5 separate regions of the Homo sapiens genome follow, and all the other regions are linked to region 5. The links are chromatin loops, found by intact Hi-C in ENCODE. Cell type or tissue: PC-3. All regions are shown on one strand. Links, peaks and the distances in the headings refer to the core of each region. The heading gives the core; the rest is flanking DNA.

Region 1 (6,413 bases), core at 817-5,816, 56 kb after region 5:
ACTGAAATTAGAATTAAAATGTCAACTTTTTTGTGGCCTTGTCTGGTCTCTCCCTACTGACCAACCTTATCTCTCTCCTCCTTCCCCTTGTTTTGCCAAAGACTCAAGCCCTGCACTGATATTGCTTCTGGTCCTAATCCTAAACTGGCTCTTATGTCAGGACCTTTGTACTTCCAGGCCTGTCTTAACTCAAAATGTACTATTCTCAGAGAGGTCTTTCTCTTCAGACTGTACTTTCTAAAATAATGCCCCTGTGGCAGGTATTCTCTTACTCATCATATCACCCTATTTATTCCCTTCATAGTAATGATGAAAATCAGTATTTATTTTTACTTTTTATTTATCTGTTTCCTCCACTAAGAGCTCCAATGAGTAGGAACTCTTTAGTCATTACATTATCTCTATCAGCTAACAATAAAGAACGACATGGAGCAGAACTCAAAATATAATTGTTGAATGAAGTAAAGAAACCTTATTTGTTAATATTAATTTTTAATATAAACCATTTACAAATATGAACATGCTAGGTTCATGGTCCACATTTTTTAAAGGATCTGGTACTCCTGACATGCAAAGCTCCAAAGCAGTACCAACCTTCGCTATAGATATGTTCCCCAACCCTGTATGGGGTAGGGAAGGCTGGCTAAAGTTCGGTTGTAGCTTTGAGGTTATGATTTAGTGACATTAACTGTAACCACCGAAAGAACTTGAGGGAAGTATCTCTTAACCTCTTTTTAAATTTTTCATTTGAGCTACAAATATGGGTATTGAAAGAAGTTTTGACAAAGCTTTTTTTTTATCTATGCTTTATTGAAAATAAATAGTCTTTTTAAAAATGTTTTATTTTTTAAGAGACAGAGTCTCACACAGTCACCCAGGCTGGAGTGTGATGGTACAAAATCATAGATCACTGCAAACTTGAACTCCTGGACTCAAGGGATCCTCCTGCCTAGGTCTCCCAAAGTGCTAGGATTACAGGAGTAAGCCACCACGTCCAGCCTGAAGTAATGCTGTTAACTGCCTCTTGGTGTTTGTTTTCTGCCAATTGCATGCCATTTTTTCCTTTTGTAATAGTGTCTATTAGATAGTACAAGACGAGATCTATTAATTTCTATGCTTTTCTTCCTTCCTCATATTTCCTGATACTCTTTGTAGTTGCTAGAGGCTTCCACATTGATACAAGAAGAATTGGGATTGCTGTATCTAAAACTATAAGGGAAATAAATGGCTAATTACAGGTTTGTTTCTTTATTTACTTGTAGGGTCCATTCGGATTAAAAGTAAAGGCTTTGAGAGGAACTAAGTGTCCCACTTGTGAATTTATGCAACAACAAAGGTGAAGAAGAAAACCGTGTGTGTTATGGGGGAGGGGGGAAGTAGGGTAGAAGATCTTGCCCACCCTACCTCTTGGAAAACAGAAAGACTTAGGTGGGAGGTGCCCTTGAAGGGCCAGATCTGGGTTACTAGGAGGGGAGAAAAGAATGCAGAGGTGACAGAGCATGGCCAGTGGCCAAGAGCCACATGGAAGCCAAGCCAAAGCTGCAGGTGGCCGTCTTTCTTTCTTTTTTCATTACCCAAGCAAAGAGACTTTGAGGCAGTTCTCACCTGTGCCAGGACGGAGGCTTTCTTCCACAGCTGCCTGGGGTTCAGCCCTCAGCAGAAGAACACCTGTCTGCAACCTGAGACTCCGCAGAGCTCCCATCTACCTGTCCCGCTCAAAAACCACCCTGGTTTTTGAGTGGGACAAAAGGTGGGGTCCTTGGCCACCCAAGAGAGGCAGTAGTAAGTGGAACAGACACAAACCTGGGCGGGGCTGGATAGCAGAGAAATTCACTGCATGTGCCCAACCATTTTTCATTAGGAATAGGATGATATCCAGCAGTTTAGGTCATGCTTTTTGTTACAAATAAGCCCTACCACTGCCACTTCTAATTTAGAATTACCTCTAATGTGCTTCTTGGGATTCTGGCCTTGATAAAAATGTAGAAAACCATTTTTCTAACACAGGACTTCAGAAGGCAAATAATCACAGCCTTGTTGGCCTGCAGTGAGGAGTGGGACCAGACCCACCTTCAAGAGCACCCACATTTGAACCCTTGAGGGAATAAATACTTGATGCTCTTTACAAAAATCCTTACCCTTTCCATCTTCCATTCATATAACCCCTCTACCAAATTATGGACACCCGTGAAACGCTGAGAAGCAGCAGCAAAAATCTGTGCACTGAGCAACAGTATCTTGAAACTTAACTTCATTTTATTATACATCACTCTGTCTCAGAAAGGAACTCACCAGTTCTAACAGTCCTCTTATTGGGAAGCCGGCACAGAGATTTCTCTTTTCTCCAGAGGAAGGAAGAGGATTTTAGTATTTCACTCTAACACTTGAGTGAGTTATTAGGGAAATTCATTGCCTAACTGCTGGCTGCTGCTTCCTTATTATTTCTTCCAGAACCTTTAGCCTCTGATCAGCACTCTGAAATATAGACTGGTCCTGAAACTGCCTTTGCAAAAATTATAACTGAGACAATAATTACAGTGACAAAGATCTGACCTAACCGACTCCATCTTGCTTCTAACCTCTGAGCTGTCCTTGTTCATACCTGGGTGTAGGCTGAACTAACTTTGGGAGTAGCTTAGTTTATAGTTTAGCGTGGAAACAAAGACAATCACAACCCTTTCTCAAAACAAACCCCCTTCCTGCCTGGGGACTAGACTGCCTTTTTAGGACTAACAAATTAGCTACAAGATTAGAAATTATGATTTAGGAGTCATGTAGCTGGAGGCTGCAAGATTCTCAACCTCCCAAATTGCTCCTAGGGATAGCATCACTATTGTAAAACCTAAGAACAGTGCTTGAGATATTTTGCAGAACCTGCACTCGATGGATCAGCTGGCACCACCTAGATCTATAAACTAGCTCATCTGGTCTTGTGGACTCCAACCAGGAACTGACTCAGAGCAAGAGGACAGCTTCGACTTCCTATGATTTCATCTCTGACCTGATGAATCAGCAATCCCCACTTTCTGACCCCCTACCTACTAAATTATCCTGATTTGAGGAATGATAAAACTCCTGTCTCCCATACAGCTGGCTCTGCATGAATTAAAGTCTTTCTCTGTTGCAATTCCCCTATCTTGATAAATCAGCTCCATCTAGGCAGCAGGCAAGGTTACCCCGTTGGGAGTTTACAGTCCCTGTCCTTGGGGTGGTGGGGTTGTCATGCGCGTCCGTGTGAAGAGACCACCAAACAGGCTTTGTGTGAGCAACATGGCTGTTTATTTCACCTGGGTGCAGGCGGGCTGAGTCTGAAAAAAGAGTCAGAGAAGGGAGATAAGGGTGGGGCTGTTTTATAGGATTTGGGTAGGTAAAGGAAAATTACAGTCAAAGGGGGTTTGTTCTCTGGCGGGCAGGAGTGGGGGTCGCAAGGTGCCCAGTGGGGGTGCTTTTTGAGCCAGGATGAGCCAGGAAAAGGACTTTCACAAGGTAATGTCATCAGTTAAGGCAAGGACCGGCCATTTACACTTCTTTTTTGGTGGAATGTCATCAGTTAAGGCGGGGCAGGGCATATTCACTTCTTTTGTGATTCTTCAGTTACTTCAGGCCATCTGGGCATATATGTGCAAGTCACAGGGGATGCGATGGCTTGGCTTGGGCTCAGAGGCCTGACATTCCTGCCTTCTTATATTAATAAGAAAAATAAAACAAAATAATGGTAAAGTGTTGGGAAAATTTTGGGGGATGGTATGGAGAGAGAATGGGCGATGTTTCTCAGGGCTGCTTCAAGCGGGATTAGGGGCGGTGTGGGAACCTAGAGTGGGAGAGATTAAGCTGGAGGCAGGTCTTGTGGTAAGGGGTGATATTGTGGGGATGTTAGAAGAAACATTTGTCGTATAGAATGATTGGTGATGGCCTGGATACGGTTTTGTATGAATTGTAAAAACTAAATGGAATAACAGAAGGAGAAAAACAGGTATAAAAGGTCTAAGAATTGGGACGACTCAGGATGTCTGATTAGAGAGTGCTTAAGGAGATTCGGCATAGTCCTGCCAGCAAAGATTATTTATTTACTTCAAGAGTTAAGAGTGGCAGTTTGGGGATAGCACCAGGAGATATCAGCTGTGATGGCTTGGAAAAACAGTGTAAACCGGCAGTGTAAACAAGAGCAGGGCATGTATGAGTAGTTGAGAACGGTGAATAGGAGTATGACTAGACAGAAAATAGTAGGGATGACAAGTTTTTTTTGGTGGGGGGCACAGTCTAAGTTGGTCGTCTGGTGTCTGGAATGAGACTGGGGCCTAATAAAAAGGAGCGTCTATACAGGAGCTTAAATGGGCTGTATTCTGAGAAGGGAAACTGGTAAAACTATTGTCCAGTCCTTTTTAAATTGGTGGCTGAGCTTGGTGAGGTGTGTTTTTAAAAGACCTTTAGTCCATTCTACTTTTCTTGAAGACGGAGGACCATAAGGGATATAAAGGTTTCACTGAATACTAAGAGCCTGAAAAACTGCTTGGCTGATTTGACTAATAAAGGCTCGTCTGTTATCAGACTATATTGAGGTGGGAAGGCTAAATTGAGGAATTATGTCTGACAGAAGGGAAGAAATGACTGCGGTGGCCTTCTCAGACCCTGTAGGAAAGGCCTTTACTTATTCAGTGAAAGTGTCTATTTAGATTAAGAGGTATTTTAGTTTCCTGACTCGGGCATGTTGTTGAGAGGTTCTAAGAGGTGGGCTAGTGGCTTGTACTATAGCATAACCTGCCTTTGCTGGTGTGTGGCGATTAGGCCTGGTGGAACCGCCATCAATAAATCAAGTGTGATCTGGGTGAGGAACAGGAAAGAAGGAAATTTGGGGAAATGGGGTGAATGTCAGGTGGATCAGAGACATACAGTCATGGGGGTCAGGTGTGGTATCAGGAATAATATGGGAGGCTGGATTGATTGAAGTCCGGGCCAGGAACAATGGTAATTGTGGGAGACTCAACAAAGAGTGAGTATAGCTGAAGGAGCCAGGAAGCAGAAAGTATATGCGTCAGGTGTGAGGAAGAAAACAGATTTTGGAAGTTATGAGAACTGTAAAGAGTGAGTTGAGCATAGTTTGTGATTTTGAGGGCCTCTAAAAGTATTAAAGCAGCAGCAGCCACTGCACGCAAACATGAGAGCTAGGCTAAAACAGTAAGGTCAAGTTGTTTGGACAGAAAGGCTACAGGGTGTGGTCCTGGCTCTTGTGTAAGAATTCTGACCGCGCTAACCATGCCTAGGAAGGAAAGGAGTTGTTGTTTTGTAGAAGGTGCTGGGGTTTGAGAGATCAGTCGGACACGATTGGCAGGGAGAGCACGTGTGTTTTTATGAGAATTATGCCGAGATAGGTAACAGATGAGGAAGAAATTTGGGCTTGATTGAAGTAATGGGGGCTGCCTGTGAAGCTTTGTGGCAGTACAGCCTAGGTAATTTGCTGAGCTTGATGGGTGTCAGGGTCAGTCCAAGTGAAAGCGAAGAGAGGCTGGGATTAAGGGTGCAAAGGAATAGTAAAGAAAGCATGTTTCAGATCTAGAACAGAATAATGGGTTGTAGAGGCAGGTATTGAGGATAGGAGAGTATATGGGTTTGGCACCACGGGGTGGATAGGCAAAACAATTTGGTTGATAAGGCAGAGATCCTGAACTAACTTGTAAGGCTTGTCTGGTTTTAGGACAGGTAAAATGGGGGAATTGTAAGGAGAGTTTATAGGCTTTAAAAGGCCATGCTGTAGCAGGCGAGTGATAACAGACTTTAATCTTTTTAAAGCGTGCTGCGGGATGGGATATTGGCGTTGAGTGGGGTAAGGGTGATTAGGTTTTAATGAGATGGTAAGGGGTGCATGATCGGTCACCAAGGAGGGAGTAGAGGTATCTTATACTTGTGGGTTAAGGTCGGGGGATACAAGAGGAGGACACAAAGGAGGCTTTGGATTGGGAAGAAGGGCGGCAATGAGATATAGCTGTGGTCCAGGAATAGTCAGGAAAGCAGATAATTTAGTTAAAGTGTCTCAGCCTAATAAGGGAACTGGGCAGGTGGGGATAACTAAAAAGGAGTGCTTAAAAGAGTATTGTCTAAGTTGGCACCAGAGTTGGGGAGCTTTAAGAGGTTTAGAAGCCTGGCCGTCAATACCCACAACAGTTATGGAGGCAAGGGAAACAGGCCCTTGAAAAGAAGGTAATGTGGAGTGGGTAGCCTCCGTATTGATTAAGAAGGGGACGGGCTTACCTTCCACTGTGAGAGTTACCCGAAGCTCGGCGTCCGTGATGGTCCAGGGGGCTTCCGAGGCGATCGGGCAGTGTCAGTCTTCAGCCGCTAAGCCGAGAAGATCTGGGAAGGAGTCAGTCAGAGAGCCTTGGGCCAGAGTTCCAGGGGCTCTGGGAGTGGCTGCCAGG
Region 2 (6,413 bases), core at 730-5,729, 280 kb before region 5:
CTCTGTCCTCGCCTGCCCTCTTGGCAGTTCTTGGCAGGTTCCTGACCTCAGAAATTGTCTCAACATGAGGCAGGCTGTGGTCTCTGTTCAACTATGTCCTCAAGTCTTCAAGGACACATGTCAAGTTCTCCAGTGGGAGAGAAAAGCCAAGGGATCTCGATTCTCAGGCATTCCCTTCAACGAGCTCTCTTGGGGACTTTCAAGTCTTCCTTTACATACTCTGGAGGTGAAAGATCAGTTTGGGCACCTTCTAGTGAGCCCTGGGATCCAGCAGGTCTCTGTAGGATTGGGGATAGAGGTGCTTGCTACTTATTGTTTTCACTTTAGGGGCTTCAGCCAAAATGCAGAGAGAGCAGGAAAATCCCATTTGCACCTAATGAAAATGTGTAGGTTGAAAGTTCATCAGGAGTGAGCTTGCTGTGTTGACTGCACTTTGAGACTTCCTCATGAGTCATTTAGAAAAATATTTCCAGATTTTACTGTCTCTGGAAATTAGTGTTTGCCCTCAGGAGGTGTCTGTGAATGTGTATATATCTGCTTCAACGATTATTTGCTAGATAAACAGAAAAATAATAGCCATGTCTACACTGGCGGAAAACTATATATAAAATTTATGGAGCACATCTTTGCTAAGGTGTGCTCTATATGTGTGTTAACTCTTTAAAGCCTCACTATAATCATCACCATATCACAGAAAAGGAGACTGAGGTGCAGGAAGTAACATGAGGAGGTCACAAAGCTGGGAGAAGACATCTTCAAGTCCTGGTTGCTTCATTTCAGAATTCCTTCTTTGGGCCACTGCACTCCTCTACCATAAGGCTGGACTGCACTGAGGAATAGAGATGTTCCCCCATTGCTGACTTCCTGATGAAGCTCCTCTGAATTTCCTTAGTCTGAATGATGCATAATTAAGGAAATGTACCCCTAGGGAAGGAATGGCTCCAAGGTCAAGATCAAGTCTGAGTAGTGAGTTGGGTATCAAATCTTGTTTTTGCCACTCTGCAGAGTGGGAAGAACACATTGTTTTGGAGATGTGAGACACTGTGTAGGAACAAGCTTGTGTCCATGATGGAAACCCCATGAGGAAAGTCTACCTTTTTGGATAATTTTCCTTTAGGTGATGTGTACAGATTTAAGTTCCATAAGAAGAAAATGTGGTGTTGGCTCCTTGAGTTACCCTGGTTGTTCAGACGAGACCCATGCCTTTTGCTCCTCTGTGGTGATGCTATGGAGAATGAAGGGTCTGGGCACTTGATTGAAGTATAGCCAGTACCACATCAACCTCTTGTCTGAATCCTTGAAAAGGGAGAAGTATCCATCTAAGGGGATTGTCTGGGAGTTCTGGATAGTGATCAATGGAGGAGAGGCCTACGGAAGTAGAAAGGAGAACAACAGGGTGCTCAGAGCAAGTTCCAATTCAGAGAAGTAATGTGAAATAAATCTCCCCCTTCCCAATATATTCTTAAAGAATCTGACCCATACCTGGGCAGTAGGAGAAGAGGATGCTTGGGTTAGATCTTTCTTCAGTAAAGACCAATGAGACTGTCACGTCCTTCATGCTTTCAAAGACAGCAAGTCAGAGTGAATTTTGTGTATCCTATTGAATGGGATTTGGCAGAGACAGAATTGAGGGGGCCCTGCTAGATCTGCAAGGGCAAGGAGAGTGCAGACATTGAACTTTGTTTGGAATCCTGGCTGAGGTGTCTTAGGTAGGCAGTGAGGAAAGCCAGTAGTCTCAGCTTCAAGGGCAAGTGGAGTCTAGAATAAAGAATAAAGGGGGTAGTCTGGTGGTGAGAACAACATCAAGAATCAGGCATGGCAACTCAGAAAAGCATCCTGGAGAATGCTTTAGTATGTCAGACTTCGTATGGAGTAACTTTCATCTGAGGACCATATAAATAGCAACAGAATAGCAATGTTTACCAGTCTTCATTCATTTTACAAAAGCATATAGAAGGCTTCATGTGTGTCTGGCCTTGCATTAAGCTCTGGAGACACCTGCAATTAGAAGAGCCTGATCTTGTTTTGAACAGTTTATAGTCCAGGGGTGATCTGGAACATCAACATGATGGTTTCTAAGTTTATTGATGGGATACACACAGGTGCTCTGGGCTCATAGGAGGGTACACAACCTAGACTTTAACTGGGAGAAGTGATATCCAAGAAGACTTCCTAGAGGAAGTGGTATTTAAAGGGAGGCCTGTTCAGGAGGGAGAGGCTACAGTTGAGGCTGGAGAGAAACCATCAGGGTCAGATCGTAATGGGTTTTATGGCAGCCTAGGAGGTAGGTAGTGCTGTCATTATTTTATAGCTAACGCCAGTGAGCTCAGGGGGTTAAGTGACTTGCCCTGAATCAAACAGTGCAGGGGACAGACCTGGAATTGGATCTAAAATCTATCTTACCACAAAGATGAAGCTCTTTCCACTCCACTCCTCTCTGTGCTTTTTAATTTGGGAAAAGTTTAATGAGCTAAAATTTTTACCCCCTCAAAATTATGTGTCCATCTCTAATAGGCCTCTCTGTCCCACTTTGAGCTAAAAGTCATTGCATCCTCTCAGGATCAAACAAATTGAAATTTATTTTAAAATATTCTTCGCCGATCCTAGTGGAGGCAGCAAATCACCAAAAACTCAGCTCAGGGCATCGGCCTAATGCCTCCGTGAGGGAAGTCTTGGAAGAGCCGGGTCACATCTGTGTTCCAAGTGAGAGAGTCCAGAGAGAAAAGCACACAGCAGTTTCTTTCATAAAAATGTTAAAAGGACTAGTTTGTTCATGACCTTGGTTGATTAGGGTCAGGTACTTGACATAATAATGCTTAATATATCAGAAAAATCTGTGTTTGCTCACTGGCCCATGCGCCTGATCCGGCTTCCCCAGCTGTAACTTCTCAGGACTCAGCCCTCGGGAAATGCAAGTCAGTTTGAGCTGTTTTTTTGTTCCCCCTCCCTTCCCAGTTTGGTGCAAAATCCAATGTAATTTTGGCATTTAACCACTGATAAGTGAAAAATAAAGTTCATTGAAAGTGAGTGTTGTCATAGTTCATAAGAACTCACAGTCCCTGCATCTGGACAGCTGCCTTCTTGGCCAGACATCCGATGACAGTCTTTCCATTTTATCACAAGGCTTTGGACTTCAGTCACTCTATGTTTCCCTCCCTGAGGCAGTGCAGACCCTGATTTGTCTTAGACAAAATTAAGAAGCAGTCAAAGAATGCCTTTAGGGCCATCAAACTCCCCCTTTTCCCTCTCGTATGGAGTTTCACACTCAGTGGCTTAGGTGCCCAGCATGCCATGATCTTTCTCTCCTTCCATTAAAACGATGACCAGGAAAGAATCTGAAGCATAGTCATTGGAAGGGAGGAAGGAGTAATTATGACAACAATAGCAGCTAACACTTAGATAGCACATACCATGGGCAAGACAAACGATTCTGAGTTTCATGTGCATTGACTCACAAATTGCTCCAATAACTCTATGCATTACAGAATATCATTATCTCCTTATGACACAGAGAGGTTAGTTTACTTACGTAAGGTCATGTAGAAGGTTGTAGAGACATGATTTGAACCCAGGAAGTCTGGTTTCTTCCATGTACTTAACCATTATATTTGAGAATGAACGTGATTAGTTGGCCAAGATGTTGCAAGCACTGTGCTAGATACTGTAATGTGTTATATTACTTAACATTCCTAACTAGCTTTTGATAAAGGTTTTAAAACCTCATTTTACAAGCAAGATAGAGAGGATAAATGATTTGCTAGGATTTCATACCTAGTAAGTGTCAGGGCAGAAATCTAAATTATGATCTGAATGAGTGCAAATTCCACATTGTTTCCACCGGAGCATTTCTGGATCCAGAACATCAATCCCAGGGTAAGTGTCACTCTCTTTTGATATGGCTCTCACCTGAAACCTCAGCACTCCAGGAGGCTAAGGTGGGAGGATTGCTTGAGGCCAGGAGTTCATGACTAGCCTGGTCAATATAGAGAGACCACGTCTCTGCAAAACAAAAATTTACAAAAAAATTAGCCGGTCAGAGTGGTGTACACCTGTAGTCCCAGCCACTCGGGAGGCTGAGGTAGGAGAATCACTTGAGTCCAGGAATTTGAGGTTGCAGTGAGCTATGATTTTGTGCCCCTGCACTCCAACCTGGGCAACAGAGACTCTGTCTCCAAAAGAAAAAAAGTATCAGAGCATTAAGTTAGATGATAGGAGTAGTAGTGACCTGTAGGTAGGAGAAACATTTTATTTGGTGGGGGTGGGGGGGCAGGGGTGATGAGAGTTTCTTGGCCCTAGAAATTACACTCTGTAGGCTGGTGTCTACTCAGCCATGCTAGCACGCTAGCCTCACATAGAAGCTTTTTCTCTGCAGTTCTAGCCCACTGTATTTGACTGGCCTCACCCCAATAGTTCACAGCTTCCCCACCCCCAAGTCACCATATCTGAAATTAAACTTGCTTTCCTTATATTCCCATCTAGGGTTAATAGTGTTGCCTAAGGTTGAAATACCCCTTCTCCTTCACCTGCCACATTTAATCAGTCCCTAAGTTCTACAGATTCTGCCTTTTACCAACGTTTCTAGTCTATTCTCTTATGCCTCATCACTCACACTGACTTTGTTTAGATCATTCATCATCCTTTGCCTAAATTATTGTAGTTGTCTCCCAAGTGGCCTCCTTACTCTGAGTTTTTCTCTCCTTTACTCTATCCATCATACCGCCCCTTGTGTAATTGCTCTAATATGAAAATCTGATCATGTCACTTCCTTGCCCAAAATCTGTCTGTTGCAGGACCCTAGCACTTACATAATATTTCCTCAAACTGCATGCTAAGGGCTTCAGTGATGTACTCTTGGGACTGAAGGTATCATCAGAAATTAAAAAAAAAATACTTTAATTTCAAGGACAGTTTAAAATTTAAATAGATGCATCTTCTAGATCATTGGATGACTGTTTGTATAACTAAATGCTGCCAGTTGATTTGTCTTTACAACTGCCTTTGCATTTAAAATTACCCTGAAGACAGGCTGGGCATGGTAGCTCATGCCTGTAATCCCAGCACTTTGGGAGGCCAAGGTGGGTGGATCACCTGAGGTCAGGAGTTTGAGACCAGCCTGGCCAACATGGTGAAACCTGTCTCTATTAAAAATATAAAAATTATCCGAGCATGGTGGCTTGTGTCTCTAGTCCCAGCTACTCGGGAGGCTGAGGCACAAGAATCGCTTGAACCCAGGAGATGGAGGTTGAAGTGAGCTGAGATTGCTCCACTGCACTCCAGCCTGGGTGACAGAAAAAAAAAGAATTACCCCAGAACCAAACATATAGACAAGGGAAGTGCTGGCCATGTGACATCACCACAGCCTCTTTGAATGGTTGGTTCCAAGCTAGTATGACTAGGGAGGAGTGACATTACTGAGTCATTGCTCAGCACGTCACGGAGACAACCTGAACTGAAAATATTCCACATGCTTACAGTCAGTACCACATTCCTAGGCAGCAGACATTTTGTTTCAGTAATATTCGTTGCATTAAATGAATTTTGTTAATTTGCATTTAATTGGTTTTACATTATAATTCTTTTGGATTTATAATTGCATAAGGTATACACACTGGGAAGTTATACCCCATGGTTAAACTAAATTTGGTCTGAGAATGCCTCCCTACCTTGAGTGCCTAGGTAACAAACTACAACCTAACTTAGTACACACACAAACTGAAAGCCTAACTAGGAGTAAAGTCTCAGCCAATCACAGGCTACCAACTGATCAGACCATGTGCAAATAAAGCAACCACTGAGCTGTAACCAATCAAGCTGTTTCTGTATCTCACTTCTGTTTCCTGTCCATAAGGCTGCCTGTCCAACCTTGTGGACCGAGATCTCTGAACCTCTTCTGCTTCCGAGGGCTGCCTGATTCACAAATTGCTTATTGCTCAGTTAAACACTGTTAAATTTAATTCATCTGAAGTTTTTTTTAACATGCTTTATGTTTGTATATATTTAAATAATGTAGTAAAAATGAGTTGTCAATACCAAGAATATTTAATTAAATTCTTTTAAAAAACTGATCCATACAGTTTTCCATACCAAAGTCTGGGAAATCCTTACCTGACCAGTAGAATCAAGCACAAATTCCTCAGAGTGGCATATGAGGCCATTCTGCCCTTTCTCAAACACCCTTCAGCCTCATTTCCTGCATCTCTCCCAAAGGCTGCTCCTTTTCACTGGAGTAGAGCTTCTGGACAGTAGGGACTCTTTATTCATGTGTGTACCTACGGAACCTATCAATGAATGTTTACACAATAAATTAATGCGGGAATAAATGAATGAACATGTGATGGAAGCCAGGAGGAAAAGGAATAAGGCTCTTTTGCAGACCAATTAGCCAACTCCTAACATTACTGGAAATGATAAGA
Region 3 (6,413 bases), core at 864-5,863, 100 kb after region 5:
CACTGAACAACAAAAAAGTACTATGCTGTAGCACTATTTTATCATTTGCACTTTGAGAAGTCCAGTCTTCATAAGTGTGTGTGTGCCTCGGGGCATTTAGAAATGCACTAACATAGTTGGCAAAGAGCAGTGGGCAGGTGCAAAGGGTTTTCTTTTTTTCTTTTTTGAGACAGAGTCTCACTCTGTTGCCCAGGCTGGAGTGCAGTGGCACAATCTCGGCTCACTGCAAGCTCCGCCTCCCGGGTTCACACCATTCTCCTGCCTCAGCCTCCCGAGTAGCTGGGACTACAGGCGCCCACCATCACGCCTGGCTAATTTTTTGTATTTTTCAGTACAGACGGGGTTTCGTCGTGTTAGCCAGGATGGTCTCGATCTCCTGACCTCGTGATCCATCCGTCTTGGCCTCCCAAAGTCCTGGGATTACAGGCGTGAGCCACCGTGCCCGGCCAAGGGTTTTCAATGAAGATAAACTGTTAAGACATTTTCTTCTCCTTTTGCTTCATTTTGTGTCTCCTTGCAGTATTTGTGTTTTTTTCCCCCTCTAATATTGAAGACATTTTCTATTTGATTTGTGATTCAACATTCAATGTGGAAAGTCTGCTCTCTAAGATCCAGATAGAAACTAATATACTGCTTTAGGTAATCTTACTCTATGACCTTCCTCACTAGATGCCTAATGTAGGACAAGATTCTCCTTTTATAGTTTCTGAGTGCCTTCTTTTTATGTGGGAGATTTAGCAAATGATGCTTGACAAATCCTTTCTCATAACTTCTAACTATTAAAATGTCCTTTTTGTGAGTCATGTTTTCTTTTTACCTTTACTTCGGGAGTTTTAGATTTATGTTCCATACCCTGCAAAAAATAAAGATTTTTCACAATTTAAAAATAAAGTCTACTTCATGCAGAGGGCAAAACTCAATACCACAGAGATGCCACCAGAGGCCTGATAAATAAATGGATTAAGAAAGGATCTGGATAAAGTTTGCAGGGTCACAAAAGACGTAGGTAAACTCTGGGCTATGCCTCACTATAGTAGATCAGATTTGCCCAGTTGTAAGTAACAGAAATTGACTCTGGCTAGCTGACACACAAGGAGAAAAAGGGGGAATTCAGCAGAAGGCAACTGGAGAATCACAAATATATAAAGGAACAGTTAAAAACAAAACTATAGGAGGAGAAGTATGAAAGCAGCTTCAGGGACCTCAACATTCAAAGCCCATGGACTTTTTCTTCAAGGAGCTCTTGAATATAACTGAGCTCCATGGACCCCAGTACTTGTGTCTCTGTTGTTCACACCTCAGATTCCTGGGACTCAGTATCCAATGGTCCCATTTTGGTCAGTTGTCTGTTTTTATGGCAGTTATGGCAGGATCCTAGAACACAGACTCAATTCTTAGAACCACACCTGTAGAAGTAAGCAGGTATTAGTTTGGGCCCTCTAAGAAGCAGATGCCAATACGGCATTAGGCATGCAAATGATTTACTGGATAAAACACCTATGAAAAATAAAAGAGTGGAACAGAAGATACCATGATGCAAGTCTCACCCCTATGAGGGAGAGAGAAAAGGAAGCAGATTTGAATTGCTTCCTGAGAACTTAAGACTGCAGCACTAAGGAAATTCTGGCCAAGCCAATTCAAATTCTTGAGCCAAAGTCACCTATCAGAAAATTCTTACAACCTCATTAGAATGAGCCTGCCTTAATATCCCTACCATTCTCAGTCATTGGCCAAGAGCAGCCCAGGGAAAAGATGGCCTTGGATATGAGTATTGTGGTAGATTCAGAGTGCAGCAGCTGGGGCCATCAATCAATGATATCCCTCATAGCAGGAGATGTGAGTAGTACATTTCCATGGCTGCCACAGAGCTGTTCCTCAATAAGAGACAATCACAGACAATGGGAAGGTCACCCCAAGAGATGTCCTCTGCATTTGCCTTTTCAGTTAAACTCTTGAGAATTGAGTGATGCCTCTGTTTGAGGCTCTATTGGTACCAAGCCATGGGTCTGATCGGACTCAGTAATTTCTAATATCCATTCGACTTTGGCTTTGCATTATCCTGTTTTGTCACATTCTATTTTAAGATCCTACCAAATGAAATAGAGTTGAAACAAATGTCCTCTATAGTATTATATGAAAGTCATCCCTTGGGTAATGATACATAAGACCCTATCAAATGAAATAGAGTTGAATCAAATGTCCTCTACAGTATCATAGGAAAGTCATCCCTTGGGTAATGATACCTAAGATGGCTGGCCCTGGGTTGTTTTGCTAATATAAGTAGATTCATTCACTGGTTTGCTCTGTTTTTTTGTTTGCTAGGAGCCATATCTATAGAGCTACACTTTGGCTGCTACTTTAACAACAAACAGAGCATGATTTTAATGGCCAAAACACGACTGCTTTCATGGAGGAAAACAGGAGTTGAAAATAGAAAAAGATCAGAAATGGCATGTTGATGGGGAGAAGAGGTGCCCAGTATTCCAAGGAGAATCCCCCTGCCCTGCTACATATAATTGATTCTGGCTTTCCCATCTACAGAAGTCTCAGGATTCACTTAAATTACAGTCTTAGCTTTGTTTTCTCCTTAGCTGCTCACTAAAAGATCCAAGTGAGTTCAAAAATTCCACTGACTATGTAGACATGCAGGCCCTAAGAGAAAAGTAGAGACTTGCTCAAAACCACTCCATAGGTATACCTCTGATACTGCACACATACTATATCCTAGGTCTCCTCTGAGACCTGGTACATGTCTTCTGTTCTTTTTTCAAATGTCTTCCTTTGCAACTTTCAGTTACTCTTTTGCGAACACGTTATAATGATATTTACTAAGCACTACTTAATGGCATAAATTCTACCTTAAGGCCTTAAAAGCTTTATTTTCAGATGTCTGTAAAATCTTGTTTAAGAATAATATGGGTCCAAATAAAATTCTTATTTGACTACCTTAGTCATGACATAAGCTCCTATAAAAAGCAACCTCCAAATCTTAGCTACTTAACACCCAGTGTAGATGTTTCTAACTGGATGACTCTGCAGTAGCTCTCTTCCAAGCAGTGACTCATGATCCAGGCTACTCCCATCTTGTGGCTCCATTATATTGAGATTTTAGTCACCCTAGCATTACCCAACACCAGACAGGAGAAAGACAATGAGAATGGAGGATTACATATGGAAATTTCTTTCTCAGCCATGCTGTAAAGTGGCTTATATTATTTCTCTATATATTCCATTCACTATAACCCATCAAATGGCCCAACAAACTGCAAGTAATGATTTACTGGGGAAAATACCTGTGAAAGATAAAGTAAGTAAGGCTGGGAAATGTCATTTCTTCATTGTGTGAACATCACAGAGTGCACTTACACAAAGCTAGATGGTATAGCCTACTACACACCCAGATTATATGTTATAGCCTATTGCTCCTAGGCTACAAACCCATACAGCATGTTACTGTACTGAATACGGTAGGTGATTGTAATACAATGGTAAGTATTTGTGTATCTAAATATAGAAAGGGCACAGTGAAGAAATTACAGTCTAAAAGATAAAAATTGCACACCTATACAGGGCAGTTACCATGAATGGAGCTTACAGACCTGGAAATTGCTCTGGGTGAGTCAATGAGTGGGTGGTGAGTAAATGTGAAGACCTACAGCATTACTGTACACTACTGCAGACTTTATAAACACTGCACATTTAGGCTACACTAAATTTATTTTAAAAACTCTTTTCTTTTTCAATAATAATTTTAGCTATTGTATGTAGCTTTTTTACTTTATAAACTTTAAAAAATCTTTTTGGTTAAAAACTAAGTCACAAACACACACACATTAGCCTAGGTCTATACGAGGTCAGGATCATCAAGACATGTAGGCGATAGCAATTTTTCAGCTTCATTATAATCTTATGGGACTACTGGCATATACGCAGTTCATCATTAGCCAAAACATCGTTATGCAGTGCATGACTGTATGTCCTATATTTATTTTTCATAAGTATTAAAAGCTCTAATTTCCCCTTAAACACAGTTGTAGCTGCCTCCCACAAATTTTACTATGTTGTCTTTTCATTGTCATTCAGTTCAAAATATTTTCCTCGTGGTTTATTCTTTGACTTACAGATTATTTAGAAGTGTATTGTTTAATTTTTACATATTTAAAATTTTCTTACACATTCAACTAATTTCTAATTTAGTTGCAGTTTCTTCAGAGAACATACTCCCTATGATTTCAATTGAGACTTATTTTATGGCTCAGAATATAGTCTACCCTCAAGAACTCACCATGCACTCTTGAAAAAAGTTTATTTTGCAATTTTGCACTTGTTTGGTATAGTGTTCTATGTATAATAATTAGGTCAAGACTGCTGAAAGTATTGTTCAGAACTTCTCTGATTTTTGTTTGAGTGTTCTATTAATTGCCATGGGGGAGATATAAAAATCTTCAACTATAATTGTGGTATTATCTATTTTTCTGTTTAACTCTGTCAATTTTTGCTTCTTGTATTTTGAAGTTTTTTATTAGGCACATATGCATTGGTGATTGCTAGGTTTTCCAGATGCTTTGTCTTTTATCAGTATGAAATGTCCATCTAACTTTTTATAAAGGAATTGTAAAATACAAAATCTATTTCATCTGCTGTTAATAAAACTACTCCATCCTTTTAAAAAATTTTAATTGTGGTAAAATACACATAAAATTTATTATCTTAACTACTCTTAAGTGTACAGTTAAGTATATTCACATTGTTTTATAACCAACATCTATAACTTTTTCATCTTTCAAAACTGAAACTATACCCATTAAACAACACCTCCTCATTTCCCCCTCCTGCCAGTCCCTGGCATCCACCATTCTACTTCTGTTTCTATCAGTTTGACTGCACTAGATACCTCATGTAAATGAAATTGTACAGTATTTGGCTGTCTTTTGGGAGTGGATTATTTCACTTAGCATAATGTCTTCAAGTTCCATTCATTTTGTAGCATGTGTCAGCATTTCCTTTCTTTTAAAGGCCGGATAATATTTCGTTGTATGTATATACTGCATTTTGTTTATCCATTCATCTGTGAATGGGCATTTGGATGGCCTCCACCTTTTGGCCGTTATGAATAATGCTATGAATATGAATGTATAAATATCTCTTCAAGACTCTGTTTTCAATTGTTTTGGTGATACACCTAGAAGTATGAGTATTGCTGGATCATATAGTAACTCTATTTTTAATTTTTTTAGGAACTGCTGTACTGTTTTCCATAACAGTTGCACCATTTTACATTCCTACTGTATTAGTTCATTCTCATGCTGCTATGAAGAAATACCCGAGACTGGGTAACTTATAAAGAAAAGAGGTTTAATTGACTCACATTTCCCCATGGCTGGAGAGGCCTCAGGAAACTTACAATCATGGTGGAAGGCTCCTCTTCACAAAGTAGCAGGAGAGAGAACGAGTGCTGAACAAAGGGGGTAACCCCTTATAAAACCATCAGATCTCGTGAGAACTCACTATAATGAGAACACTGTGGGAGAAACCACCCCCATGATTCAATTTTCTCCACCTGGTCCCACCCTTGACACGTGGAAATTATTACAATTCAAGGTGAGATTTGGGTGGGGACAACCCAAACCATATCACCTACTGATGGTGCACAAGGGCTCCAGTTTTTCCACATCCTCACCAACACGTATTTTCTGCCTTTTTAAAAGTTTTTATTTTATTTTATTTTTATTTTATTTTTTGAGACTGAGTCTTGCTCTGTAGCCCAGGCTGGAGTGCAGTGGCACAATCCTGGCTCACTACAACCTCCACCTCCTGGGTCCAAGCAAGTCTCCTACCTCAGCCTCCTGAGTAGCTGGGATTACAGGCACCCACCACCATGCCTGGCTAAGTTTTGTATTTTAGTAGAGATGGGGTTTCACCATGTTGGCCAGGCTGGTCTTGAACTCCTGACCTCAAGTAATCCACTTGCCTTGCCTCTCAAAGTGCTGGGATTACAGGCATAAGCCACTGTGCCTGGCCTCTGCTTTTTTTTATACCAGCCATCCTAATGGGTGTAAAGAGCTACCATGCCTGGCCTCTGCTTTTTTTAATACTAGCCATCCCATTATGGGCTTTCCATCCTTCTTATCTATACTGTTTGCATGCTATAGTTTTTCCATCTAGTTACATTCAAACTTTGTCTTTATATTTAAAGTGTATCTCTTAAAAACAGCCTACACTGGAGTCTTGTTTTTTTTCCTCACATTCTGATAACATCTGCATTTCACTGGGTATATTAGGTCTAGTAATGGTTGGGTGTGGTTTTTACCCACCCAACCAATAAAAACATTTATTCTTTATTTTATATTTATTTCCTCTTTTAAAATTCTATTAGTACTCTTTATCTGTATTTTTAAATTATTTGAATATGT
Region 4 (6,413 bases), core at 601-5,600, 200 kb after region 5:
GTAGATGATCCTATCATCTGCCAATTCTTTTTTTCTTTCCATTAATTAAACCTCATTTCTGTTGCCCTATTTTGTTGGTGAGGGCCATCGGGATAGTGTTGAATATCATGAGAGTTAATATTGCTGTTTTAGATAAAACTGAATCTAATATTTCCTCATAAGTATGATGGTTTCTAAAGATGTTTGCTATAGCCACTCTATATTAAACCAAGGAATTTTTCTTATATTTCTAGTTCTTAAAAGGCTTTTATTTTCCTCTCTCCTATAAATGGGTTTTATATTTGTTTGAATTCTCTTTTTTTTTTTTTTCAGCTTTCTTGGTATAATTACCTGGTTTTCTTCATTTAATTCACTGAATTGCCTTCATAGATTTGCTAATGTTGGAGCATCTTTGCAAGAATTAATGTTGATTTATTTTAAATGTCCTGCTGAATTCAACGTACTGAGTTTTTTAAAATAGAATTTTTGCACTTATCTTTATGTTTTAAAACAAATGAAATTGTTTTCTGCCTCATGGCCTGTAGCCTGGTTAGTTCCTCAGCTAAATTTTTTTCCCTCTGTTCTTTGAATGCCTCACTCCTTCTATTTAGTTCTCAGATTGAAGGTCAACATTTTTGCTATCACTTCTTGATTTTACTGTTTAATATTTCCCCCACTGCAGTGTTCCCTTACATATTATTCTGTTTCATTTTCTTCAGGGCACACATCACTGTTTAAGCCATTTTATTTATTTGTTCACTCATTTATTGTCTGTCTTCTCCAAAAGAATGTAAGTTGCATGAGGGCAGCAAGTGTTCATTTAGTCTACCACGTTGACTTCAGTGTCTCCACATTGAAAACACCACGTACACTAGATGGCAGAAGTTCAGAGGCATGGGCTTGGGCTTTGGTGGTGAACTGTGTGGCCTTATGCAAGTTATTTAAACTCGCTAAGCTCCAACTCTATAATATATAAAAGGGGAATAATAGTAGTCACATGACACATCTCTGGAGGGATTAAAGGAGACAACATATTTTAACAAATTTCAAGAGCTAGGATAAATTAGCTGATCACTAAGTGTTAGTTTTCTTAACTCCCCCTTTTCCCTTAAGATTGTAATAAGATACCAGGAAAAAGGAAATAGCGCCTAGGAAAATGCTGTGTGCAATCAGGTATATATTCTGGCAGAGAATCTTTGTATGCAATTAGGCAGAGCACTCTGCCGCTATTATTACAGCTCAACACATTGGTTTGAAACAGCTTCACTTTTTACTGAGATAACATTTTCACATGGAAATTTCAGTGAATGTTAGCCTTCAATATCTGAGTTTCTAATTCTTTCAGCAGAGTTTATAATTTTCCAGAATGCCCCTTCTTTTAAGGTGTTAGTTACAATGTAGGCTATTTCATGAGCATTTTCTAACTCCAGCCTTTAAGACAGAATTGTAAAGCAAGAGATAGAATTCTGCAATAATTTACTGGTTGATTCCCAAATTTCAAACTTTAACATAGGTGTCAGAACAATAAGATGATTTATGATTATGACTGACAACACAGGTTGCTCTTATGCATGTATCTATTCAGGAGCCAGTTATATTTTTCTAGCTGAAAAATCATCTTTAAAGTTGTCTTGAGGGGTCTGAGTATCCCCCGATTGCCATGACACAGCAGCTGTTTTGCTCTCAGTTTCCTTGTTTCAGTTTTTCCATCCACTTATTGAGTTCCAGGTTGTATACCTGGTGCACACCCGCACCCAGGCAACTTACCCTGTAATTACTAGCAAATTACCTAAAAGTAAATAAAGAGCCTGAAGTATTGAGTTAAAAAAGGTAGCTCCACAAAGTGATATTACCATGACCCCTTTCTGGATTTGGCTCTTGATATCGCTGACAACTTTTTCTTGAAATTCTCCAAAGTATGTCACTCAGTTGACCAAATGGACAGCAGAATGCTTTAGGTGTTTTCATACTTTCCAGTGGCACAGCTATGCCTCATCCAATGGCAGTGGATATTCGCCAAAGTGTCACTCTTCACCAAAATGTGCAAAAACATAATAAAAAATAAAATGATGTAATCTCATTGGAATTTGTGCAGGCTAAACAACCGTGACTGTGCTAAACCACCTATATAAATCATATTTCAAAGCATAAACTGCACATTCTCTCAATTTAAAAGAGCTGAATCTGCATTAAAACCTCAAATGGTCCTGAATTGAGGCCTCATTAAATAGAAAATTCACCAACTAATGCAGGTCAAGAAACCAGTTTGCTTAGGCAACAAAACATTTGTGGCATTTCTCTCCTGTATGAATTCGTGCACGCTGGAAAAGGCAATGATTCTGGTTGAAGGCTTTCCCACATTCATTACTTTTATAAGGTTTCTCTCTGGTATGCATCTGACTTACATCATGGGAAAGCTAGTTTCATGACTCCTTTGGAATAGTTGTGGTCCTGAATATGGAAAATCAATTAATGAATAGCTTAAAGCACAATAGTCAACAAATAGATGTGAAAATTCTTTGTGAACTTTAAAGTCTTACTTAAACGTGAGATATTATATACAGTGTTTTATGTTAGACTGTGAGCTTGTTAAAGAAAGAACTATGCCTTCTTTTTCTTTCTACCAGTTCCAGTGCCTCGTACAACATAGAAACCATAAGTGTTTTTGAAAGAGCAAATGAATATTGGAAGGAGTAAGGTGATAGCTAAAGCTAAAACAATGTTTAGGGAGAACAACTGAAACAAAAGCAGCATTTGTGTCTTAAACTCATGGCCTCTGAAACAGCCTTGATAGATAGTAGAGAGGGTCAGATAGAGAGAGCCTGACTCAGAGATTGGGAAGCCCTATATGGTTGGAAGAGAAAGTAAGAGGAGACCCAAAGTATTAGACCACAGAAAGAAGTTCTAATAGTCAGTGTCAAGAGATTCAGCAGGAGGTTGTGTATCAGGATTTGGGTTTGGGAGTGGTATGGAGCTTACCTATCTCTAAAACGAGCAGGAGGGCAAAAATGAATCCCAGTCCCAAAGAATTCACTAATGGCCAGCAAACCAACACAGGAACCCCAGCACAGACACACAAGATAGGAAACCAGTTGTTGAAACTACAATGTAACGGGGCTGATTTAATAAAAACCTGTTACATGAGTTATAGGTTTTTTTTTTTTTTTTTTTTTTTTAATGTATGTGCCCCACCTTAGGAAAGCCAGAAATAATGGCAACGAAGAAATATTCATTCACAGTGAGAAAGCCATTAGAACGTTGGCTGGAACCTAGGGGCATATCGAGGGCCCACGTGGGAAGGACAATGACAACTTGTTTAGTCCTCACTGGTTTCCCAGTCTGTGGATCTTATTTGAATTATCCAAGTCATCCAGATAATGGGAAATAGAGAATGTGAATCTTCCATATTGTGGTATTATTAAAGAGCATTAAGTAACGAGCTGGTAGGTTCTTTACCTCTTATTCATGTATTACTCAGAAATGCCTCACTTTTCTGGAATTCCAAATCTCTCAGCAATCATATTCAAATGCCATCCCTTTTACTAACACACATATAAAGTGGTGATAGTTTTTTTTTTTTTTTTTTTTTTTCATTGAAACCTACACTTGGCCTCTGGAGACAACTGAACTTATTTATAGCAGTGCAGGGATTCATTTTTAAAATTACTTTCCCATGTCGTCTATGACACATAAAAAAGAAAGGCGTGCTCTGAGCCAATTGGGATAGGGATTATGTATGGCATATGTAGCAACTGCTCCTCTCTTCCTGTTTTGTACATGTGTCCAATAGAGGAAGAGCAGCTGCATCATTTGTCATTAAGTATTAGGCAAGTAAGGGCTTTGTCTGGGGAGAATGACACAGAATAAACATTTCCCACCTTGGAAATAAATGTCTCCTATTGGCTTCGATGTGTGTGTTGATAAACGATTTTCGATTGCCTAAGGATTTCTCTGCTAATGGGAGGCCATTACTTTCTACAACGTTCAACAACACTGATATTATCCCGCGATGCCAATGCATTTGTGCTCCGTGGCAGTCATGGAGACTGAAAGTGCCTGCGAAACCAATGTGTGACAGGTCACATTTGCAATGCCAGTGCACAGTTACCCTCTGCAGAGCTTTGCTCTCCTGGGATACTTCTATTCTTAACTATTCATCGGAATTTAATTACTAGCAGACTTTTCATCCTGAAAGTTGCCACCACCAGCTAATTTCAACAATACAAGAAGCCCCAGTGTCATCCAAGAAGGCCACCTTATACAAAGTACCTAAAATAGCTGCAAGGTTCTCAAGTGAGTATTCATAGTAAGAGAAAAGAGTGCACGCTGGCCAAGTTAGAAGTGGGATCCTGGAGCCAGCCTCTCATTCTTGGCAAACAACGCAAATGCAGCAGGCCTCTCTGTGATAGCAGCGTGGCAGCGAATGAACAGCTCCTTCTCTCCCTTTAGAAAATGTTTAGGGCCATCGTTACAGAACTCTTTTCAGGCTTCAAGTTTTAATGTTCTGGTGGGAGAAATGAAAGTATCATTTCCCAACACATTAGAAAATGCCTAAGGTACACAGATAGGATGGGCTACCTGTTTGCCTTATTTCGTATATCCAGCCAGATTGTCTACATATTGCCTTCTGAACATACCTTCTACTCTCTCCTTTCCAAATATCTGCTTCCTTTGATTTCTGCCAAATGAAATGTTTGCCCCACCACCCTGCCCTACGACCATCCTCTCTGATAAGCAAGGTACTCAAATAAACTATATCTTAACAAATAGTTACCCCTGTAGCATGATGTACTTTCAATTGGAGAGCAGAGACCAAGGAAGGAAAACGAGATTTCAGGAATCATGCACAACATAATGGACCAAAAGAAGACAATGGCAGAGAAGTGAAGGGAGAGATGCCAGAGGGCATCACTCAACAGTACTCTTACTGTTCTAGGGACACTGATAGATGGACCGCATGATGTACAACATAAGACAACAACAAGGTTATGTGGATAAATTCTATAGTAAAATACACTTAAGAAACAGTAGTCCAAATAATTAAAATACATTTATTTTCTGCAAGATTTCCCAGAGCCTGATGTGTGTTGTTATTCTCCAAGAAGTAGATACATTTGACCCAGGATTCCCCCTCCTCCCTTTTTGGTAATAACCTCTCTTAGAACTAATATTCCATGGCACACGGGTTTTAAAAGAGTTTCTCAGAAAAAAAGGAGAATTAAGCATATGATAGAAATGAAATGGTTTAAATCTCGGGATGACTGAAAAATATGTACATTCTACCCAGATAAATAAATATATATATATATATATATATATATATGAATCAAAAGTTGGGTAAAATATAAATTAAGTAGGATAATATATGAATAAAGGGATAGATTCTGTGTGATATCTCTGTCTTGACCTAAGGACAATGACATTGTTGCTGGTTTATAGGGTTTTGGGGGGTAGTAGGGCACCCAACTGAAGGTATTGTGCTCTTGCTTTTGAAAATATGTCAGTGAACTTTGTGCACTACAACATGGCTTATAAGTCCTTTATGATCTGCATCCCGTCTCATGCTACTTTCTCTCCTTACTCCCTTTGTTCTAGTCACCTTGACTACATGCAGGTTTTGAATAACTCTCTCATTTTGGTGCTATTGTGTTGCTGCATCCCTGTCTAGAACACACCTCCCAGCCTTTTTTCCTGGATAACTCCCAGTCATCATTCAAGTTTCAATGTAGATGTTTCTTTCTCCAGGAAGCTTCCCTACTCCCTCTGCCAATGAATCAAGTCCTGCCAGACCCCCACCAGGTGCTCCCATTGCCCCTGAATGCCCATCACATTCGATTACAGTTGCTGCTGTGCCTGTCCATATTCCCCACTAGATAGTAAGTTCAGGGAGGGGACTGATCTCAGTCATACTCTCAGCCCCCAACCTCATGGCACAATGAAGCCACCCCAAAACTGTTAATTATCAATTAATTAATCATCTAGTGCAACATCTCTGTCAAGTTACTCCAAGAAGATAGTGTGATGGAATGGGGCCCTAGCACCTCCCCCCAATACACACACAGTGACAAGAAGCTTAGCCCTGACAAGCTTATGCTAGCTTCTATCAAAGGACTTGAGGATTTTTTCTCTTTATTCTGCTTCTTGAGGTTCAAAGTCCTCCAACTGATTACAATTCAAAAGTGGGACTTTTAGGGTAAGGAGAAAGTTGTGATATAGGCAATGTACACAGAGGTTGACAGATTGACCAATTCATTCATCTACTAGCATGTAAGCTCCATGAGACCAAGAATGAAAGTCAGTCCATCTGCAGCAGTGTGTGAGCAGAGGAGTGGCAGGATAATGCTGGAGAAGGCAGGAGGAAACTGATCACACAGGGTCTTGTAGACTAGTAAGGATTTTTGTATGAAGTACCAGGACACAACTTTATTATACAG
Region 5 (6,413 bases), core at 893-5,892:
AGATGAGAAGGAATTAGGAATCAGAACCTGGAATTTGGTTGGTGTTTGCCGTGAAGTTGTGTCACACCCACAGATGTGAAAACAACCCATAAACGCAAACTGTCAATGCCCATCTGTGTACCTTCCATCTTTCATTAGTGAATAATTGCTAGACTGCAGACCTCATGTTCTGTGCTTCTTTGTAACCCACAACTCTTAGCACCAGGCTGTGTTGAGCATGTGGAATGAAAATTGGATTTGAGGTCAAATGACTTGCATTTAGGTCCCATGCTGGCTGGCTGAGTGGCCTTCAATGAGTCACTTGACCTCTTTGGACCCAACTTCACCTTGTATGTAAGAGGGGTGACATGAATATCTCATAGAATTGTTGCTTCAATACATGAGATACTGGATCTGGCAGAAGAGCTTTGTAAACTATAAAGTACAATAGAAATATTAGTTACTGTTAAATAAATAAAGGATTATCTGTGTCACTCAGTAACCATACACTGATGCTTTCTGGTCCTACCTGTCCTTTGCTTCTAGCACCTACCTCTGGAGAGACCTCTTCAAGAAGCTACAAAATGTATCCTGCCCCCAGGGCCAGCTTCATGGGCATATGACCTGTGCAATCTCATAGGTTCCCATGCTCAGAGGCCCAGGGCTTAGTTTAATGCTCTAGCTGTCCTCTTAATATTCTTAATAATTTTTGAAGAAGGGGCTTGTGTTTTCATTTTGGACTGGGCCTTACAGATTAGGGAACCAGTGATGGCTGCCATTTCTTTCTAACTTAGAATAAAATCCCTGATTTTAAATTCCTTGAAATTTGCTTCATTCCTAATCTTTTGCTTTGAGGATCTCCATGGAGCAAATAGTTATAAATTAATATTTCTGGTTACAATACTTTATGTATATGAACTATTTTAAAGTATATAATATATAATAGTTTCTAGGTAAAGCAGAATGCAAAATAGTGACTTGGTGATTGGGATTACTACTATTTTCCCTCTAAATGATCTTGATTCTGAATTTCTGAAGGAAATATTTCTTTCTATCGGTAACACAAGTGCCAAGCACACTGTGAATAGTCAAGAGAAGACAGTGGAATGTGTGAACTACGTCATGTACATGACATCAATCTATTGTGAGAGGCGTTCTCTTTGGATGATAAAAACAATCTTATAGGGTGATGGTTTTATTTCATGTACTGGTTTTATTTCATTTATTGTGGCTTAAACTAAGGGTATTTGAATTTCAAAACACCAGTTGGTGCAGCTTTCTTCAAATTCTTTTACAGCAACCCATTGAAACCTTAGACTGTCTAGGAAAACAAATATAATTTATGTTTGTTTCCAATCATAATATAGACAAACCTGATATTCTTGTTAAGGGAAGTTAGGTTGTTTGACTTTGTTGGGTGTATTGTTTGGCAATAAAATGGTGCTCAAATACTTTTAAAGTACATATAATTTGTTTTCAATTATAAGTAAAGTTGGCTCACCTTAGATGGGCTTCAGCTATACCTTTGTAAGTGGTGGACATTTCTGCAGGGGGAGGTAAATAGTGGCAATTTGGAATAGAAAGTTTGTGTTAGTTATCTATAGCTGCACAAAAACTTGCCAAAAATGTGTCAGTCTGGTATTTGTCTTTCACACTGTTTCTGAGGGTCAGGAATCTGGGAGCAGCTTAACTAACTTGTTCTGGCTCAGGGTCTTCCATGAAGTGGCAGTCGAACTGTTAGGTCGTCCACTGGGCTGCCCAACTGTCCATGAGACTGGCCACTGGCTTCCACCAGAGCAAGTGATCCAAGGGAAAGCAAGACAGGACCAAATGACATCCATAATCTCTCTTCCAGAGTGGTATCTACCACTCCTCCTGCACTCTACTGGTTACACACCAACCCTGATACAGTGTGGGAGGGGACCATATTAGAGTGTGAGTATTGGAAGCCAGAAATCGCTGGAGACTATTTTAGAGGCTGGCTATCACAGGGTAGGTGGGTACTGGCATATTCCTGAGTTCCGCTGAATCCTCTGCAAAAGAGGGGCAATTTCCAAAGTTTGTCTTCTCAGAAGCCCCACACAGCAATTTGAAGGCACGGAAGACCATACTCTGGTCAATTTCCAAGCCCTGTCAATGTATCTATAGTAGATACTGAATTGGGGGTGACAAGCTTGAAAGAACAAGCATCTACATAAATGAGACCATGTGAAGTGGCCCTACTTACTACACTCTTATTGCCATGTTAAGTGGCACCAGATTGAGGGTACAGGTTGTCTTAGAGAAAGATAAGCAGAAAACAGTATGGTATGACGGATCACCAAGCAGTGGGGAGTGCATTCCAGACTCTATACTGTGAATTTAGGGTTTCGTGCCAGTTTGCAAAGCTTCCTGAAGGTAGCGGGGAAGGCTTGGTGGAGAACTGAATAAAGAGATGACATGGAGAGGTGAAAGGGCCTGAGGGGAGGGTGGAAGCCCTGAGAAACGCAGGAAAGGGCAAGAGGCTGGTTCAGCAGCCTCACAGGCTGGGGTGAGGCTGGCTTCTACTTTCAGGGAAAGGCATAAAGGCTCCCACTCACCTTTTACATCAGGAAGATGAGGGAAAAAGAGTTATCAGTAGAGGAGAAGCCAAAGGTGTGGGCATTTATCAGACACCCACCTTATGCAATGCACTTTCCGTGGGTTTCGATTAACTCCCCACATGACTGGGAGAGGAGAGTGTGGTATTCTCTTCTTTACAGAAGCAAGTCTTGAACCCAGGATCATTTGCATCCAAATCACACACTATTTTCACAAAACATCATTGCTGTTGGGTGCCTCAGCTGGAACCTGTGAAAAACAGACGGGACTCCCTGGTGACTCAGAATGAGAGGAGGGAAGGAGGACACTGTGTAGTCAGCATATGGCCATGGGTAAACTTCCTCCTTTCTGTTCACAGTCCTAGGAGGCAGACTTTGACCCTCATAAAGGCACAGCTGTCCACAATCTTTGCCCGGCCTCTAGTTCTCCAGACAAACCCAGCATAGACCAGATTCAGGGTGTGCTGTGGGAGCCAGGGAGAGGTGCTCCCGTTTCAAAATGGTAGTGTTTGCTCTATGTTACTTTAAGTTTAAAAAGTGATTTCTCTTTTGGAGACGAGAGTGGCAGTTTAAAGAAGACAGAATAATTATGTAGGCAAGAATGTGAAAGGAAGGACCAAATCACAGTGTGGAAAATAAAACCAGAGTGACATTTGCTGCTTAGAGAGTGTAGTGTAGACAGCATGGACAGATAGGCTCAAATTCAGGCTCCACCTTGAAGTGGATTTGTGACTTAAAACAACAAATGTAAGCTCCAGGTCTTACCTGTGAAATGGGGTTGATGATGCCCACCTCTCTAGAACACTGTGTTAAAGGAGGTAACTTTAAATACTGCTATAGGTAGCATGTAGTAGGTGCTATATAAGTTGTAGTTATAAGTTGTAGTTCCTTTTTTTTTTGAGATGGAGTCTCACTCTTGTTGCCCAGGCTGGAGTGCAATGGCATGATCTCTGCTGACCGCAACCTCCACCTCCCGACCTCCCGTGTTCAAGTGATTCTCCTGCCTCAGCCTTCCGAGTAGCTGGGATTACAGGCGCCTGCCACCATGCCCGTCTATTTTTTTTTTTTTATTTTTAGTAGAGACCGGGTTTCAACATGTTGGCCAGGCTGGTCTCGAACTCCTGACCTCAAGTGATCCGCCTGCCTCGGAAGATTAATTTAAAATATTATCTTCTGCTTAGAGTGATGGCAAGCTGGAGGAATTGGGATAATGATGGTGTGTGGGATGGTGTGGGGGAGTGGATGTGGGACAAAATAAAGCTCAGGCAGAAGATGGGATTTCCTTATGGATCTGAAGATGCTTTGTAAAGAATGTGCCATGCACATTATCAGTGGGACCCACCTCATGCCATCAGTGTGTTTGTGGCAGAAGAAGGGAGGATGGAACACAAGGTTCCTAAAACCCAGCCAAATGCTTGTTCCTGCACCATATCATCTTGGGAATGTGGATGCCACATCTCTCTTTTGACATTTCTTGGTTATTTAAAGTTTAGCTGTAGCACAGCCTGCATATGTCTAATGCCTGGTGGGAGAAAGTGAATTAATTAAAGTCCCCTCATGCTGTTATTAATCAGCTTCTCTACAATTTTTATAGGAAGGCCAAGTCATCAAAGAGAAACCAAGACTTTCCTCCGTGGAGAGCTTGCATGGGGAAAGGAGAGAGACTCAATCCTCAGGAGAAAAGTTGAGGAGGTAGAGCTTTGGGGGACAGGGCCATCTGAGCCTGAGAACTGTAAGAAGCTTGCCTCTGGAGGGACCAGGAACATCTTATGGGGTGAGGGAATGCTGGTGGGGAAGATTCAGTCAACCAAAAGGAATCTTGCCTAGCTAGGCTTTCACTATATATGTGGAATGGAAGAGCCTTAAAAAAATAGATGATAGATAAATAGATAGAAAAGATGATGAAGAAAACAAAATTGTTGGGGAAGATTGGAAATTAGTCTCAAAACTACTTTGTAGTTATGTCTCTGTATTTTAGAACTTTTGGCTTAAACTAAAAGGTAGCAAAAATATATAGTTTATGCTCTAATGTAGATTTAATTTTTATCAACAAAAAATTTGTATATGACATTACAGAAGATGGGTGCAGATAAACATTAACCATTTATTTATTAAACTTATCAACTATAATGTAGCAGAATATTTGCGATTACGATTAAAGTAAGGTACCTAAATCAACTGCTTTCAGCTTTGCAATCACCATTCTAGTATCTAATTATGTAGGTCTGGTAAAGATAATTTCCTGCAAAATTCCCCCAGTTTAGAGCTATTCCTTACACTACCCATTGTGCAGACATTTTAAAGGAAAACAGCAAAGAGAAAGCTCAGTGCCAGGAGCGGTGGCTCATGCCTGTAATCCCAGAACTTTGAGAGGCCGAGGCGGGCAGATCACTTGAGATTAGGAGTCTGAGACCAGCCTCGCCAACATAGTGAAACCCCATCTCTACTAAAAATAAACACACACACACACACACACACACACACACAAATTAGCCATGCTTGGTGGCACGTGCTTGTAATCCCAGCTACTTGGGAGGCTAAGGCAGGAGAATTGCTTGAACCTGGGAGGCAGAGGTTGCAGTGAGCTGAGATCGCACCATTGCACTCCAGCCTGGACAACAGAGTGAAACTCCATCTCAAAAAAAAAAAAAAAAGAAAGCTCAGTGCTAACCTAGTGTAAAAGTGTGCATTTAAGTCCTCTAGTTTATGTCATTTGTATAGTATATTCTCTGGGACTATAATCTGTGTTTAAACAAAAACAGCAAGGAGGTACCTCCTCTTTCGCCTTTGGAGCCCCCTGCTCCTTCTGTCTCTGTACGAGGGAGCTTCTTCCGTCTTCTCCCTTCCTTCTTGCCTATTAAACTCTCCACTCCTTAAAACCACTCCACGTGTGTCCGTGTCATTTTTTCTAATTTGACATGAGGACCAAGAACCCTGGTGTTCCTCCACTTATCAGAGCCTTATCATTTTGGTGTGTTGGCCGGGAAAGGAAATTCAATCATCAGACTGGTGTGGAAGCTCGGAATTTATCTTGGGACCTCAAGCGGAGAGGATCACCCAACTCATGGGTATTTGAGGATACAAACCCATGGATGGGCTCGGCTTTAAAGGTCTTATCTGAGATTGCCTGATGGAACAGAGTTTCATCAAAGCCAATCCAAAAGGCCTATGTGGAAATAACCATTCTTGCTGCACTTCATGCAAATAATCAAGCCAAGTATAAGACTAAAGTTCATTCATAATTAGTTTTTACCAAAAATGAGGACTGGAGAGAAAAATTTCGCTCCAAAGCTTATCATGCATTTGTCATTAAATCCTAGTCTCATTAATTGTTTTTAAGCTTTTTTGCCTACATTTTAGATTAACCCTGCTTATTCCTGTGAATCAAGTGGTAATCTCCTGCAGCTTGGAAGAAAGAAAAAGGGATGGGTAATGTAAAAATCTGGACCAATATACTAGTTTTGGGCAATTATCCTGCAAATTCTGCTCGGTAATAAAAGTAAGTAGGGTACCAATAACCCGGAGGTTTCTTTGTTTGGGAAAATAAAACCAAGGCTTCATAAACCACCAACGGGAAATTCTGTATCTGGCAAATAAAACTTTACATGGAAATTATCTACTACACCACTCTTGTGGGAATTGCTATACTCCTTCTACTATTTGCAATAGGGTTATACACAGTAGCACCTTCTAACTGAGATATTAGACAAAGTTTCCATTGCTGTTGTATTTTGCTTATTATCTTTATAGCAGGGATAATAGTTATGGACAAAAAGGAAGCATGAAAGTTTTACTATCACTGAGTCTGCTAGGACTTCTTTTTGGGTCTAGTGATGCACTTTTAAATGAAACATG

The links. Hi-C counts contacts between places; a loop is a spot of excess contacts. Peaks named below come from ENCODE experiments on the same cell type or tissue, not always from the same donor. Only the 100,000 strongest peaks of a DNase experiment are listed, where the experiment ranks them.
Region 1: it touches region 5 in a loop (3-fold over the local background); 3 of 110 quality-filtered maps call a loop at or near these places.
Region 2: a loop joins it to region 5, with 2.8 times the contacts of the local background. A loop is called at or near these places in 2 of 110 quality-filtered maps.
Region 3: a loop joins it to region 5, with 2.4 times the contacts of the local background. A loop is called at or near these places in 4 of 110 quality-filtered maps.
Region 4: a loop joins it to region 5, with 2.2 times the contacts of the local background. A loop is called at or near these places in 3 of 110 quality-filtered maps.

Annotation. Positions count from the first base shown.
Region 1 is chr12:67,763,586-67,769,998 of GRCh38, forward strand. No RefSeq gene overlaps it. Among named protein-coding and RNA genes, the nearest start is that of LINC02421, 37 kb to the left of the region's middle. RefSeq lists an enhancer at 3,448-4,171. In PC-3, for the core only: no CTCF peak of the experiment used is centred there; a DNase peak (open chromatin) is centred at 2,956; H3K27ac peaks cover 1,336 bases.
Region 2 is chr12:67,428,179-67,434,591 of GRCh38, forward strand. All of the region lies in intron 3 of LOC105369812 (a long non-coding RNA gene), which reads left to right. Among named protein-coding and RNA genes, the nearest start is that of LINC02420, 11 kb to the right of the region's middle. In PC-3, for the core only: a CTCF peak has its summit at 2,645; no DNase peak of the experiment used is centred there.
Region 3 is chr12:67,808,564-67,814,976 of GRCh38, forward strand. No RefSeq gene overlaps it. Among named protein-coding and RNA genes, the nearest start is that of LINC02421, 82 kb to the left of the region's middle. In PC-3, for the core only: no CTCF peak of the experiment used is centred there; DNase peaks (open chromatin) are centred at 3,068 and 5,088; H3K27ac peaks cover 2,100 bases.
Region 4 is chr12:67,907,109-67,913,521 of GRCh38, forward strand. No RefSeq gene overlaps it. Among named protein-coding and RNA genes, the nearest start is that of LINC01479, 19 kb to the right of the region's middle. In PC-3, for the core only: no CTCF peak of the experiment used is centred there; DNase peaks (open chromatin) are centred at 2,173, 2,313, 3,443 and 3,563; H3K4me3 peaks cover 293 bases; H3K27ac peaks cover 3,323 bases.
Region 5 is chr12:67,707,878-67,714,290 of GRCh38, forward strand. It overlaps LINC02421 (long intergenic non-protein coding RNA 2421), which reads right to left. Exons shown (of 5, transcript NR_110063.1): 5 at 1,170-2,808. Among named protein-coding and RNA genes, the nearest start is that of LINC02421, 18 kb to the right of the region's middle. In PC-3, for the core only: no CTCF peak of the experiment used is centred there; a DNase peak (open chromatin) is centred at 2,874; H3K27ac peaks cover 318 bases.